Regions from separate parts of the Homo sapiens genome. Here region 1 is linked to region 2. Evidence: read pairs that join two places in POLR2A ChIA-PET (ENCODE). Cell type or tissue: OCI-LY7. All regions are shown on one strand. Region 1 has its middle 24 kb from the start of FAAH. Region 2 overlaps P3R3URF-PIK3R3 (P3R3URF-PIK3R3 readthrough).

What was found. Peaks named below come from ENCODE experiments on the same cell type or tissue, not always from the same donor. Only the 100,000 strongest peaks of a DNase experiment are listed, where the experiment ranks them.
Region 1: POLR2A ChIA-PET joins it to region 2 with 7 read pairs; 2 of 35 experiments call an interaction of 5 or more read pairs at or near these places.

Annotation. Positions count from the first base shown.
Region 1 is chr1:46,369,456-46,371,955 of GRCh38, forward strand. It overlaps a transcript of NSUN4 not described here. Among named protein-coding and RNA genes, the nearest start is that of FAAH, 24 kb to the right of the region's middle. In OCI-LY7, no CTCF peak of the experiment used is centred here; a DNase peak (open chromatin) is centred at 1,026.
Region 2 is chr1:46,155,525-46,158,024 of GRCh38, forward strand. All of the region lies in intron 1 of P3R3URF-PIK3R3 (P3R3URF-PIK3R3 readthrough), which reads right to left. It also overlaps a transcript of PIK3R3 not described here. Among named protein-coding and RNA genes, the nearest start is that of TSPAN1, 18 kb to the right of the region's middle. In OCI-LY7, no CTCF peak of the experiment used is centred here; no DNase peak of the experiment used is centred here.

The DNA.
Region 1 (2,500 bases), 210 kb after region 2:
ACAAGTAATTACAAGTAAATTACAAGCAATTACAATTAGTTATAAGTAAATTATGAGTGAGCCAAGTACTGAGAGAAATGTAAAGTGCATATACCTGAGGGACCTAACCTCGCCTGGAGGAAGAGATGTTTAAACAGAGCTGAAGATAAAGAGGAGTTAAATTAGTGAGGCAGAGGAGGATGTTGGGAGTGCCCTAGCAGAGGGAACAGTTCGTGTGAATGTGAAGTCAGGAAAGAGGACATTCTAGATTCTGAAAGAGGTCCAGTATCCTGCAGTGTAAGGAGAAAGGAATGGTTGTGAAACACAAGGCTGGAGAAGCAGGCAGAAGCCAACCTACAACAGGGCTTTCTGGGCCACTTGAAGGAATAGGTATTCCATCCTGAGTAACTGGAAGCCATTGTCGGAGTTTTAAGGTGGAAAATGATCTGATCAGATTTCATGGGCCCCCCAGTGGGAATATGATTATCAGAATTTACTGAATGAGGAAGTTAAATAACTGGCTCTACAGAAATTGCTTCTGAAAGTCAGTCCTGTCCTTAAGTTTACTCAGCCTTATCTCTCTGAGTAAATGGGAACTTTTGAGCTCCAAGCTGTTCAGACCATATTTTGAGGTGACACTTTAGGAGGTGTACTGGCTGAAGAGGGTGACTGGGATGGAGAGGAAACTGAAAGTCTCATTCTGGGGAGAACTGGGGGAATTGGGAGTATTTCGCCAGGAGAAAGACAGACTTAGGGAAGAGAGATGTTGTCTCCAACTAGGACTGTTCTGAGGCAGGGGAAGCAGATGTGTTTTGAGTATCCCCAGGGGCAGAGCTGGGACCAGTAGAAGGAAGTTGTAGTGAGCCAGACTGTAGGTTAGCATACGAAACCTTTCAATGAGTGTTTTCTGAATTATCGCTCACAACCATGAATCATTAGTGGTCATGAAGTCAATTTGTGGGTATGATAAGCCTTAGGACTTCTCACAAAGGAGTACTTAGTTACTCCTTCTCTTGGACATGTAGTAGGCTTGCCTTCCCCACTCCCTCTGCAGGTAGGCATAGCCACGTGACTTGCTTTAGCCAATGAAATGTGCACAGAGGTGCTGTCTTTTTTTTTTTTTTTTTTTCCAGATTCATTTCACTTTTGTTATGAACAAACACAATCTCAGATCAGTATAACTAACTTCAGAGTTGATATTAATAGAAATTATTCCAAAATTATTCTTAGGTCACAAATTACTAGTATGCCACATAAAAAGGGAAAAATCCCACCTCATCAAAGAAAAGGTGTCCTGTGTATGTTTCCATGGGAATGAGTTTAAGCATTCTCAAATTTTCTCCGGCTAGTTATCCACCACTTCTCCAATGGATTCATTCAGTCTCTTAGAGAACCATATAGACTAATGATAGCTTCCGGGACACACAGACAGATCAAGTTCATGGTGGACATTGTTATTATAAAAAATACTCAGGTCTTGAGAATTCCTTTGCTGAAGGATCCCAAAATGCTTTATAAAAAGCATTAGTCATGCCTCAAAACTGCCCTTTGAGGTAGCTCAGTATTATTATCCCCATTTTAACAGAAGAAAACTGAGGCATATTAGAGTTAAGTGACTTGCCCAGGGTCACATAGCAAGTCAGTGGCACTGTGGTAGGAGAGGCTCTGTCCTTAACCACCAGCATAACATTGCCACCTTGATTTTTTTTTTTTTTTTTTTGAGACAGAGTCTTGCTTTGTTGCCCAGGCTGGAGTGCAGTGGTCTGATCGTGGCTCACTGACTCCCAGGTTCAAGCAATTATCCTGCCTCAGCCTTTCGAGTAGCTGGGATTACAGGTGCCTGTCACCACGCCTGGCTAATTTTTCTTTTTTACTTTTTTTTTTTTTTTGAGATGGAGTCTTGCTCTGTCGCCCAAGCTGGAGTGCAGTGGTGCGATCTTAGCTCACTGCAAGCTCCACCTCCTGGGTTCACGCCATTCTCCTGCCTCAGCCTCCCGAGTAGCTGGGACTACAGGTGCCTGCCTCCACGCCTGGCTAATTTTTTTGTATTTTTAGTAGAGACGGGGTTTTACCATGTTAGCCAGGATGGTCTTGATCTCCTGACCTCGTGATCCGCCCACCTCGGCCTCCCAAAGTTCTGTGATTATGGGCGTGAGCCACCGTGCTCAGCCTAATTTTTGTATTTTTAGTAGAGACGGGGTTTCACCATGTTGGTCAGGCTTGTCTCAAACTCCTGACTTCGTGATCCCCCCGCCTCGGCCTCCCAACAATCTGGGATTACAGGTGTGAGCCACCGCGCCTGACCAGGGAGCTTTCAATCATGATGAAGGTGAAGGGGGAACAGGCTTGTCACATGGCAAAAGCAGGAGCAAGCAAGTGGGGGTGGAGGTGGGCGGGGGGTGCCACACACTTTGAAATGACCAGATCTCATGTGAACTCAGAGAGCAAGGGTATGCTTATCATTGAGGAGATGGCCCAAACCATTCATGAGGGATCCGCCCCTATGATTCAAACACCTCCC
Region 2 (2,500 bases):
CAGCCTCAATCTACCAAAGCTCAGGTGATCCTCCCACCTCAGCCTCCTGAGCAGCTGTGACTACAGGCACGTGCCAGCACACCCAGCTAATTTTTATATTTTTTGTTTGTTTGTTTTTGTAGAGATGGGGTTTTGTCAAGTTGCCCAGGCTGGTCCTAAACTCCTTGGCTCAAGCTATCTGCCCACCTTGGCCTCCCAAAGTGCTGAGATTACAGGTGTGAGCCACCATGCCCAGCCTAATTTTTTTAAAAAATTTTAATTGTTATGGGTACATCTACATTTTTTAACGATTGGGAAAAAATCTCAAGAAGCATAATATCTTGTGAAAATTATAAATTCAGATTTCGGTATCCATAAATAAAGTCATACTCATTCATTTACGTATTGTCTGTGGAGGCCTGGCAGATCTGAGTATTTATAACAGAAACTGTATGTCCACAAGGCCTAAGATATTTACTATCTGGCTCTTTACAGTAAAAGTTTGTCGACCCCTGGTTTAGTAATAGTAATGTACATGAAAAAGAGTAAAATTTACTTATATAAGTTGTAAAACGTGTATCTTAAAATGTGAAACTATAGATGCCTACACTGAGTTATTATGAGCTGTGCTGGCATACACATTTCTATAAATGTGCATGTTCTTCCTGGTTTTTCTCATAGAACATAGACAGTGAATAATAGGAATTCATTGCTGGCTGGGTTTTGATGCAAAAATTTCCTGTTTAAAAAAAAAATTGTCAGCCTGGCCAACATGGTGAAACCCCGTCTCTACTAAAAATACAAAAATTAGCCGAGCATGGTGGTGCACACCTGTAATCCCAGCTACTCCCAGAGGCAGACAGGAGAATCGTTTGAACCCTGGAGACGGAGGTTCCAGTGAGCCAAGATCGTGCCACTGTACTCCAGCCTGGGCAACAGAGTGAGACTCTGTCTCAAAAAAAAAAAAAAAAAAAGGTATGTGACATTTCTGACCATGAAGAATCTCATTCAGTCTCCTGGACACAGAGACAGTTATCCAGAGAAGACATCTGTGGTGAAGTAGCTAATACCCCATGCACTTGTTATCAGATCAATAACAGAGCCTGACCGGGTCTCTCTGAGCCACAACTGCCCCTGGACTGAATGGGGCATTTATCACACTGTTGTGGACAAACCAGCTGACCATCATGCACACAGGCCCAAGCGCCTGTCAATTAGCTTCTGTCCATTAGCTGTCCAAACCCACACTCTGGCCCTGGTACTGCAGTCACGTTATCAGTTCCCTCCAGACCCTGGAAGCATGATCGGCCATGAGTTCCCATCTCCTACCATGCCTCAACTCCACTTGGACAAACTGTCAGTTAATTAGCTAATGTGAACAAAACACTTGAAGCTAAAAAAATGCTCAGCTGGGCTATTATGATATTTGTCTCCTGATCCTCAACTCCCTGCAACTCCCTCCACTCCAAAGTCTGCCCACAGGACTCCTTCTATCTGTCAATAGGAAAATTACACAGGAAGTGATGGAACAGTCACCTATGTTCAAGGCCAAAGCCTCTCAATCCTCCTGACGTTGCTGCTATGGATTCAGGCAACTAGAATCATAAATCCCAGGGCCTGAGGTTTGGATTGGCTTTCCTATTTATTTTAGGCAAGGTCTGACTCTATCGCCTAGGCTGGAGTGCAGTGGTGTAACCTCAGCTCACTGAAACTTCTGCCTCCTGGGCTCAAGCCATCCTCCCACCTCAGCCACCCAAGTAGCTGGGACTACAGGCACATACCACCACGCCAGCTAATTTTCGTATTTTTTGTAGAGACAGGGTTTTGCCATGTTGCCCAGGGTGGTCTCGAACTCATAAGCTCAAGCAACGTGCCCACCTCGGCCTCCCAAGCTGCTGGGATTACAAGACATGAGCCACTGTGCCTGACCATAGATTGGCTTTCCTCTTTAAAAGGAACTAGTGGCTCAGCAGATCCAGAGTTCCCCAAATTATCAAATTTGGGATGATTTTTAATTTCTTCAGCTGGATGGCCCATTTAGAAAGTCAAAACAGCCTTTTGGAATGATTATGTGGAAATCAGCCTTATTCACTTTAAACCTTATATTCCCAGGGCCAAAACTCAATTCTTCGTCTCTCAATTCAAGCTCCTCTCGCTGCAGTGAAGGAGGAAAGCTTAGAGTCAGCAGGGACTCCAAGAGAAATCCCTGTTCAGAAAGTTGGTCTTTGAAGGACTGGGTGATGGCCGAAGTGCCCAAGGGTGCTGAAGCTTTGTGTAGTTATCAGACACCAAAACAAGAAGGTGCCCAGGGCAGACACATGTTATTCCCTTCTATCTTCCCTTCTGAAAGGTATTTCATAATACCTTTATGGAGGGGACTGAAAATAGCTGACCTCAACCATCTAAAGCCCAATTTCAGAAGAGTTAACAGCACATTTTTATTGCAATCGTATTTGGGCAATTCCTACATGCTCCCTGATAATCCTTGGGGAGCAGGTAGCACATCCTTTGTTTCTCCCTG